Regions from separate parts of the Homo sapiens genome. Here region 1 is linked to region 2. Evidence: chromatin loops called from intact Hi-C (ENCODE). Cell type or tissue: A673. All regions are shown on one strand. Each heading gives the region's core, and the rest is flanking DNA. Links, peaks and the distances in the headings are about the cores only.

Region 1 (5,359 bases), core at 138-5,137, 250 kb before region 2:
TAGGACTGGCAGTTTCTGATGGAGAACATAGGAAGTAGAAAGAAAATATCTGGGTAGTCTTTGGATATTCCCCAGTGAGGGTCTCTGAGACTGATATGATTGAGCAGCTTTATGAATAAGACCCAAGAGGAAAGGCTGGAGAAAATGAGTAAAACAAAGGGAAATTTTACGTACGTTTTTTTGCCCATGAGCTAGTCATGAAAGGGAGAATCAAATGTGATCTCATCAAAGATGTTCCCCCTTGAGATCATAACTATATATATATATATATATATTTTTTGAGACAGCCTCTCTGTCACCCAGGTTGGAGTGCAGTGGCATGATGTCGGCTCCCTGCAACCTTTGCCTCCTGGGTTCAAGCGATTCTTGTGCTTTAGCACTGAGTAGCTGGGATTACAGGTATGAGCCACCACACCCAGCCCATAATCATATATTCTTAAGTGGGTGTGTGTGCATAGGTATGTGTGCATGTGTTTTGCTTTTCAACCTAAAAGCGATCATACAATATGTCAACAGCCTTGTGTGTTAAGCACAACAGAGTTCCTCTCATTCGTAAATGAAGAGTCTGAGGCTTGAGACTTGGTTTGCCCAAGTCCAGTAGCATTAATACAGGCAGCCAGGTCTTCAGATAGCTGCCCAATTCCCTTTTCGCATCTCAAATATGTGAGGTCTTCAGACACCTTGGAGATAATATTTGCTCTCACCTCTTTCCTCAAAGAATTAAATGTGACTTGCCATCTTGAGTTTTGTTACAAAAGATTGTAATGCTATTCAATAGTGGTATCATATGTTATTTACCATGGAAAAAGATGGCAAAAACTCCCCCTGAGGAACTGCACTAAAAGTAAAAGATCAAGACCAAGGGAAGAGAAAATACAAATATTCGAACCCTATGTATCTAACATGATTAATATATCCGAGATACATATGCGGCTCTGGTTACCAGAAGCCAAAGAAGAAAAGGGAAGAAGATTCATTTATTTGTCCTTAGGAAAATAGCAGTTCCCCAGTCAAAGAAATATTTTGCAAGCACTTAGATCTCAGAGAGGTCATTTAAAAGGCCTTTAGCATTTATTCAACAAATACTTATTTACTAGCTACTATGTACCAGGCACCATGCTAAGATATGAATATACATAATGAAGAAACAATGTCCTTGTTTCTGTGAAGCCAAGTCTAGTGAGGGAGAAAGATGTTAAAATTATACTCTTCTATATATTATGATATGGTCAGTGATATCTTTTGGCTCTGCGTCCCCACCCAAATCCCACCTTGAATTGAAATAATCCCCACATGTCAAGGGCAAGGCCAGCTGGAAGCAATTGGATCTTGGGGCAGTTTCCCTTATGCTGTTCTTGTGATAATGAGTGAGTGTCACAAGATCTGATGGTTTCATAAGTGTCTGGCATTTCCCCTGCTTGCACTCATTTTCTTTCCTGCTGGCCTGTGAAGCAGTGCCTTCCACCATAATTGTAAGTTTCCTGAGACCTCCCCAGACATGTGGAACTGTGAGTCAATTAAACCTCTTTTCTTTATAAATTACCCAGTCTCCAGTATTTCTTCATAGCACTGTGAGAACAGACTAATACAGTCAGTAATGGAAAAGAGTAAGATGATGGGAGAGAATTTGAAAGGATTTGGTTTAGCTAGAAGATAGCTCTTGTTAAAGTGATACTATAGCTGAGATTGAAAGCTAACTAGGTTTTAAAAATTTGGAGCATTAAGAAGAATAGTGTTCAGCAAGAACAGCAGATGTGAAGGTCCCAAGTCAAGTACAAGACTGATGTATTCCAGAAACTTTTAAGGACAGTGTGTTAGTGTGAATTTCAGAGGCCAAGGAGGAGAATAGTCTGGGATGAGCCCTGAGAGTAGCAGGAGCCCAGTCCCCTTCCCTGCAGAGCTTTGCTAATGTTGGTGAGATGTGGTCTGGAGAGAGACATTAAAACTACTGAAGGATTTCAAGAGAGAAAGTGGCTGTCAGATTTGCATTTAAGACTATTGCTCTGGCTATTGGAAATGATAGCAAGAAAAGTGGGTGAAAACAAGAGTGCAAGTCTGGAAACTAGAAGGAGGTTATGGAAGAGGCACCTTTGCCAGAGATTAGGGTGATCTGGAAATACGATAGAAAATAGACATTCTAGGACGGGCACAGTGGCTCACGCCTGTAATCCCAGCACTTTGGGAGACCGAGGTGGGTGGATCACGAGGTCAGGAGATCGAGATCATCCTGGCTAACACGGTGAAACCCCGTCTCTACTAAAAATACCAAAATTAGCCGGGCGTGGTGGCGGGCGCCTGTAGTCCCAGCCACTTGGGAGGCTGAGGCAGGAGAATGGCAGGTGAACCCAGGAGGCAGAGCTTGCAGTGAGCCGAGATCGCACCACTGCATTCCAGCCTGGGTGCAGAGCAAGACTCCATCTCTAAAAAAAAAAAAAAAGAAAAAAGAAAAGAAAATAGACATTCTAGAGTTAAAAACTCAACAAGCTTGATGCAACCATCTTGTTTCAGGGGAAGGCAATTACTGCACAGAGAATAATCATGGACAATGCCCCTCAAACCTCCACATCCCCAAAATCAGGACATATAGAAGGTTGGAGCAAAAATATAACCTTGGCTAAAATAATTAATAGTGTTCTTCTTGATTCAATTTGCAGGAGACATTCAGAGAAAATATCCACACTCAAAACTGAAATATGAGTGCCACACAGTCATTGCAGCTCACATCTGGGAATTTTCACCAAGCAACTGAAAAAAAGGCTATTTTCAGTTCTTTCATATGCTCTTTTTGTCATAAGTTGGGTTCGGGGGGTGGGGTTCAGAACCACAGTTGCTGTGGTGAGAGAAGCAAATTTGACAGCTTCTGGCAGAGCAAAGCACAAGTATTTCCTGCAGAGTTTTTCAAAGTAAATGGGTCTCCCTCCCTGGGCAGATACTGGCAATCCTTGATGACTCACTTCTGAGGGGCTTAGCCCATCAAGGATTCAAAGAGAGGGAGAGGCCTGGCACCAGGCCCAGTGCTGGTGACAAAGTGGCTTCTTGCCTGCTTTTTTGTAGTTGCTCCAGTGGGCACATCTGTGCCCGGAATTTGTCATGAGACAATGAGGGTTTGTTCCCTGTATCCGAAATGATGACTTCATGATTCTTTTATGGCAGAGTAAGAGTTGGAGCAGAGGAGATAGAGGATTAATGGAGTTAAAGGAGCATATTACAAAGATTGAGTTTCATATTGGTTAAGATCTGGAATGCTTTCTATCTGGCAAACTGTAAAATCCAAAGCATTAATTACATTGACAATAAGGACCCAAGTGTCCTCCCATTTAGCTGTTTTCAAAAGGTATTATGAGTATCCAAGCTGTCAGGGTGATGTGTGTAGACTTTTTTTCCTTTCCTGTGTCAAAAGCATGATGTTGAGCAGTGGCTTTTAACATTTTTGACAATAACCCATAGTCAGAAGTACCTTTTTTTTTTATTGTGACTCTCAACACACACATGTAGTGGAAAAAGTTTAATAAAAAATACCACTGCAATAAGTAACACACACAGTTTCTATGATATTTTACTTATTAAATTATTTCCTGTGTAAAAATGTGCCTGTGACCCAGTAGATTGTTTTCATGACTCTCTAACAGGTTGTGACCTGCAATTGGAAGACATAGATATTGAGGAAAGAACACAGGTCTTGGCTGTTGAGGCTCATGACCTACCTCCCCAGCTGTAGGAGATTTTTCTGTGCTTTAGTATATGAGTAAGCATGAGAGAGGTGATGCTTCAGTAATACACACTCCCAACATTTCAGTGGCTTAAAACAACAAAAGTTTATTTCACACTCATGCTATAATGGAGGCTTGACTCCATATGATGCAGAGATCCAGGCTGCAGGAGCCTTCACATCAACCCTACTTTCTCCTCATCTGCTGCAAGAGCAATTTTACTTCTAGCTCTGACTCTTTTTTTTTTTTTTGCTGTATGGAGCTGGGCAAGTCATAGAACCAGGGCTGACTTTATGTGCATGTGACTTAGGCAGTTGTATAGGGCCTGGTGCTCAGAAGGGCCTTGTGGCTTGGCTTACTACTCTGCTGTCACTGCCTTGAAAGTCTTAATAATTTTTTAACAAGAAGGCTCTTTTTGCACCAGGCCACACAAATTATGTAGGTCATTTGCATACAATCTTTTCTAAGTCTCCATTTCCTCATCTGTAAAATGGGTTAATAGAGAAGAACTCATAGCATTCTTAAGAGGACTAAAAGAAAGAGCATAGTACATACACATGTAGTTTTCAACTTGCTGCCTTTATCTTCAGTAGTACCGCTACAGAAAACTTTTACTTAATCAAGTTAGACTTCTCACCTTGAAAAGCTGTACTTCCTTATGTTGCCCTCCCTACTCCCTTCTGTTTATCTAAATTTTGTTCATTATTCAGGGCTCTACTCTAACACCTCCTCAGGGTCCTCTTCCATGACTGTCCAAGCTGTTTTCAGAACCCCTACCCCATTAATTGTGGATCCCTTCTTTATGACTCACTTACTTTTGTTTCCTCTTCTCCTTTGGACCCTTCCTTGGTTAGGATCCCTCCTACCTCGCCTGGAACATTAAACAGCCTCCCCATTAGTAACCCTTTTAGTAGCCCCTCTCCAGTTTGCCCTCCAGTTCCACTCTCCATCATACCAGGGTCATCTTCCTGTTACCCCGAAATGTCTTTTCTATCATGCCATTTCAGTTTTCAGAGACTTCAGTGGCTCTTCTCACCTAAAGGGCACTGCCCTTAGTCTTGCATTTAGGATCTGGCTCTCAGGCCACATTTTGGGTCTCATTTTCCTCCACTCCACTCACACACTGCTCCTGCATTCCTGCTCTACACCATCTCTGGAATAGAGCTTATTCTCCTGCCTTTGGTTCTTTGTACATTCTCTTCCTTCTACTAAGATGGCCTGCCACCATAGGCGTGGTGGCTCATGTCTGTAATCCAATCACTTTGGGAGGCTGAGGCAGGTGGATCACCTGAGGTCAGGAGTTCGAGACCAGCCTGGCCAATATGGCGAAACCCTGTCTCTACTAAAAACACAAAAATTAGCTCGGTGTGGTGGCTCGCGCCTATAGTTCCAGCTACTCAGGAGGCTGAGGCAGGAGAATCACTTGGACCTGGGAGGTGGAGGTTGCCGTGAGCCGAGATTATGCCACTGCACTCCAGCCCGGGCAACAGAGGGAGACTCCATCTCAAATATAAATAAATAAATAAAATGGCCTGCCCCAAGATTTACCCCACACCCCTGAAATAATCCAATCTACCTTTTACTGCTTGGCTGAAATCCTATCTCCTCAAAGACCTCCTGTGCCAGCTCAGGATGAAAAGTCTCCCTTA
Region 2 (5,359 bases), core at 121-5,120:
GGTTGGATCCAAGCTTATCAAAGCTCAGCTTCTTTTCCTCTCTCACTCTGCTTTCAGATCTATCAGTTTTATCATCAGACAGGCTTTAACCAGATAATGCAAGAGACTGAGGCTGTAAAAGCTGGCTATTCCAAGTGTCAGGCTACAAAATGTTATTTGTTTTGTCATCAAGGCTCCTTTTGTCCTACCTCAAGCGGAGCTATCTGTTAACTATTCCACCATCTATGTCCTTATGATATTGAATTGGTGCTGTGACTACAGGCAACCTCAGTGGAAAGAATGTCTCTTTTCCAATATCTTCAGCAAACTTTCCAGATATGACTCTTGGCCCATCCTAGAATATGCTACATTCTTGACTATGGACAAGAGGTTGGAATTCTCTCATTTACCTAGGGCTGGAATCAGCCTCACCCAAACCTCATAGAGTAAGGTTAAGGGAGGATCAAGGAGGAAAAAATTTCAGTCCGCTATTTTACTTTTGCTATTTGATTATACTTTCAAATACTTCAAATGTTTCTGGCCACCAGGCTTCTCATTTTGTTATGTAGTAGCCATGATGGATTTCATGACTCAAAGACTATGACAACCTATAAACTCTTTGTAAGAAGAAACCTTCACTTGAGCCTGGGAAGTCTAGGCTACAGTGAGCTGAGATCATGCCACTGCACTTCAGCCTGGGAGACAGAGAGAGATTCTGTCAAAAAAACACAAGAACAAAAACAAACAAACAAACAAAAAACAGAATACAGAAAAGCAACCTTGTGCTTGGGAGGAAAGCCAGGCATATGCCCCTACCCCTCCAACTACTTTCCATTCCTGCCTCCTCTTCATATCCTTCCATAGATAGCTGTCAAAACCATATTGCTTTGAAAAAACAAAATAGCATTTCAGTTCCACTCAGCCTTTTAACAACTGAAGATAGTAGTTAACTGTAAGACAAATAAAGGGATTCCTAAAGGCACAAGCACAGCATGACAAATTAGCAGGCTCATGGCCCTAGGATAGGAGAGAGCTTCCCACTCAGTCTGAATCACCAGCTCACTGGTGGGAATAATTTATTTGATGCAAATAAAAAAATTGAACATTTATAAACCAGCTAAACAAGAAGCTTAAGGGGAGAGCTTCTGGTGCTTGGAAAAAAGAATTTATTCTCCATGGGAATTAGATGATTGGACATCTATCAGGACTTCGGACATGCACACATCTGGTACAAATTGCTAGGATACTTAGTCACTTAGTAAAGTCCTCACCAGCACGTAGCTTTTGATTATAGACCTTGCTCTTCCACTGGAAAGCCTTTCCTCTAATGTGAGAAGGACATATTGGAACTGTCAATCATACCCCCAAAATAAACCTCTAACTTACTGCTCTCTATTTCAATGTCCTCACTAGAGTCTACTCTCTTGTCTAGAAAACTGGTGGCAGTAGTTAACAGGTTTTTCTGCTTATTCTTTTTTTAAAATAATCTTTTTATTTGAGAATAATTTTAAATTTACAGAACGGTTCCAAAAATAATACAGATAGCTTTTGTAGATCTCTCATCTGGTTTCTCCTAGTATTAACATCTTACAACACCACAGCACATTTATCACAACTAAGAATCCAAAATTGGTACATTACCATTAACTAAACTGCAGACTTTATTCAGGTTTAACCAATTTTTATGCTGACATCATTTTTCTCTTCCAGGATACCACATAGCATGTAGTCATCATATCTCATTAGTGTCCTCTGGTCTGTGACAATGTCTGTCCTTTCCTGCTTTTCCTGCCTTGACAGCTTTGTGGAGTACCTGAGGCCAGAAATTTTCACCAGTGAACCCAGTTCATGTTTTTCTGATGTTTGCCTCATTAAACTAAGTTTATAGATTTGGGAAAAGAATCTCACAGAGTTGAAGTTCCCTCCCTATCACATTACATTAGAAGGTACTTATTATCAGAATGGCCTATTGTTGGTGACATTAACCTTGATTATTTAGTTAAGGAAGTGTTTGCCAGTTGGTTTGTTAGTTTTTTTTTATATAAAGTTACTACTTTGCCCTTTCCCACACTCTACATATTGGATGTGAATTGCTAAGTATAGCCCACACCCAAGGTGGTAGTGTTGTGGTAGACCTGGTGGGAAGAATTGCCTATTTCTATTTTTATCCAGTGCAAATTCATTATACACATTGAGTGCACTTTTTAAAAAGCAATAAACAAACAAATAGAAAACAAATTAAATTAGGTAACTCTCTTACCTAATACCTTTCAGTGCCTTCCCAATCTCCTCAGGAGAAATCTGAAATCTTGTTGATATTGTGCCATTAATTGAACTGTACAATAACCTTAACCCCTCTCCCCTGAGACACACCCAACTTCTTATTTCTCTAACTCCTACTTACTTTCAGGTCTCAACTCCAGTGTCACTTCCTCAGAGAAGCCACTGTGAATTCCCCTAAAATTGAAATTAGTTTCCCCTACTGTCACTTTTTATTAATGTACTGTTCCTTGTAGAGATAACTACAAATTATCACAATTTATAAATTTGTAATTCTGTATTCATTTAGTTGACATTTGCCTCCTCCATGAATTTACAAGGATAATGTGGTCAGAGCTATGTTTATTTTTTTTATCAGTTATACAGCTCTTAGCACGAGCAGGATTTTGTACATAGGCAACAGCAAATAACTCTGGATAATTAAGCAGAAACAAGTTGTTAAAAGAATAAGAAGTCACAATTCACAGTGTTGCTGGTAATGTTGACCCAAAAAAGCCAAACTCTGTAAAATACTTGAAGAGATTTATTCTGAGACAAATGTGAGTGACCATGGCCCAAGGCACTGTCTCAAGAGGTCCTGAGAACATGTCCCCAAGGTGAGGTGGTTGGGTTACTTTAGGAAAGAAGGAAGGAAGGAAGGATGGAAAGAAAGAAGGAAGGAAGGAAGGAAGGAAGGAAGGAAGGAAGGAAGGAAGGAAGGAAGGAAGGAAGGAAACAGGAAGTTTGTGCCATTCAATTTTTGATTCATCTGACTCCAGATTTACCAAGAAAACATCTGACAATAATTTGACATTTCATGAGGAACCAGCCACTGGAAAAGAATAAGCTGTTCAGACTGCCTGGAATTTCTCACTGTTAACTGAAAAACTGGCTTTTGACTAAGATGTGGTGTACCCTGTAGCCTGGTACAGGGAAGGAATGTACTGACCTCAGGGACACTCATATTCCAGTCCATGTGACAGTTATATTTTGCAATATCAGTTAATAAATTAAATTTACAATTTTGTAGTTAATTCCTGAGAGTTTAATTACTGTGATTCTCATCCGAAGAGATGAATTTGCTCTTAAATGGGTACGCTTAGCATAGGGAATGCAAGCCTCTATAATTATGTTGGCAACATTTTATTTCCTAAACTGAATGGTAGGTATATGGGCTTTCATTTATTCTTTGTCACATTTTGTGTATTGAAATCTTTTATAATGTATTTTCAAATAAAATGCAATAAAAGGAAGAATGGTTTAATGAATGAAGAATGAATTTGCTTTTAGAAGATATTACTTTAGCCCAGATTAACCACTTTTTCATTTCCTTCTACTTTACCCTCCAACAACACTGAATTAATTGGATGAATTTTCAGTTCCATCTCTGCTATGCTACTTCTTATACAGTTCCATGCCTTATTTCTTTTCTCCTGCCTTGGAAAGCCTTCCTTTATTCTTTCTTCTAGCCACTCCCTCTCACATATTTTTTTTTTAAAGACAACCCATAATCATCATACAAGACAATTCAGGAATTTGTTTCCTACTGAAGAGCCTTCTCTTTCAGTTTCTCCTACCCGTACTTACTGGAGAAGGCTCTACTCCTACCCATGCCTTATCTCCATCTCTCCCATCCAGTGGCATTATGTCCTCTGCTGCTCCAAACACACTGCACTATCTGTTTACAGGTTTGCCTTGCCACCAACTAGAAACTGGCCAAGAGAAGGAACTAAGCCATATTCATTCCTTGACCTCCTGTACCCAGCAATATGCCCAACTCACATTTACTGAACTGACCCTAGGAAAGCTATGTCTCTGAAACGTAGTTGCCTCCATTATAAACACACACAGGCAGACATAGTATAGCCTGCAGCCAGTTTTTAGCCACATATTAGCTACTTGAAGCAAAGCTTGCTTTTCTATACTCCCAACACATCAAGGCTAACCCAATTTCCTTCTCTTAACAGTGAGTAAATTAAGGCTCAGACAGGGAGAGTAACCTGTACAAGATCGCACAGGAATGGAAAAGCAATTCAGAGCCAGAATTCAGGTCTCTTCCAATGGTACCTGTTGATGATCATGAAAAGCACGTTGTCAAACTTCCTGATGCCCCAATTCTGCAGAGCAGCTGGGTGGAAGTGGTTCTTACTGGCACAGCCCTTCAGCCAAACCAGATCAGACTTCCAAAGAACAGCTTGTAGGAGTGTCCACAGTCAGTGGCCATTAACACGGCATTTTCACACTTCCTGGTGCCTGGCCTGCACCGGCAGGTCTGCTTCCTTTTGGTCAGTTTCACTGGCAGACACAGTAAGTAATCTGTGTACCCTTTGAAGGCCTTTCCCCTAGGGCCTTGTTAGCCTAGGCTCTTGGAGCCTTGGCTGAGACTGTCCTTTCCATATTCTGCTGACCTGAAGTCATCTGGTGCAAATGGAAACAGAGGAGCTGGCTCTCTGGAAATGAGTCTTACAAAAACAAGTTGCTTTCTTTTCAAACTGTGAATTCCATTAACCAACTGGAATGGCCTTTATGTATTTGGCATCAGATATAGACTTGCCCTCCTTTTGCCCCTTCAGAATTTTGGAGATAATAATGTTCTACCCTTGGGCATTTCCAGAGCCAACCTGGAGGGAACATTTTAGCATGGATTTCCCAGCTGGTTGTTTTCTTTTTTAGAAAGTGCATCTTTTTTTTTTTTTTTTTGCCAGAGTCTTACTCTGTCACCTAGGCTGGAGTGCAGTGGTGTGATCTCGGCTCACTGCAACCTCCGCCTCCTGGGTTCAAGCAATTCTCCTGCCTCACCCTACTGAGTAGCTGGGACTACAGGCGCACACCACCACACCTGGCTGATTTTTTTTGTATTTTAGTAGAGATGGGGTTTCACCGTGTTGCCCAGGCTGGTCTTAAACTCCTGAACTCAGGCAATCTGCCCGTCTTGGCCTCCCAAAGTGCTAGGATTACAGGCGTGAGCCACTGCGCCCAGCCACAAAGTGCATCTTTTTAATTGCTGGTCTGCATTGATATGCTTGAGAATGCACAACTGAGTTACCACCCCTTCTTGCCTCTCTTCTGATTCTAGAGGGAAACTCTGTGATAGCCTCATCTATTGCCAAACAGATCAGAG

The links. Peaks named below come from ENCODE experiments on the same cell type or tissue, not always from the same donor. Only the 100,000 strongest peaks of a DNase experiment are listed, where the experiment ranks them.
Region 1: it touches region 2 in a loop (6-fold over the local background); 1 of 110 quality-filtered maps calls a loop at or near these places.

Annotation. Positions count from the first base shown.
Region 1 is chr9:115,161,742-115,167,100 of GRCh38, forward strand. The region is part of intron 1 of DELEC1 (deleted in esophageal cancer 1); the gene reads left to right. All of the region lies in intron 1 of LOC124902257 (a long non-coding RNA gene), which reads left to right. Among named protein-coding and RNA genes, the nearest start is that of DELEC1, 23 kb to the left of the region's middle. In A673, for the core only: no CTCF peak of the experiment used is centred there; a DNase peak (open chromatin) is centred at 3,010; H3K27ac peaks cover 1,767 bases.
Region 2 is chr9:115,411,132-115,416,490 of GRCh38, forward strand. No RefSeq gene overlaps it. Among named protein-coding and RNA genes, the nearest start is that of DELEC1, 270 kb to the left of the region's middle. In A673, for the core only: no CTCF peak of the experiment used is centred there; DNase peaks (open chromatin) are centred at 2,420, 2,860, 3,120, 3,650 and 3 weaker places; H3K27ac peaks cover 5,000 bases.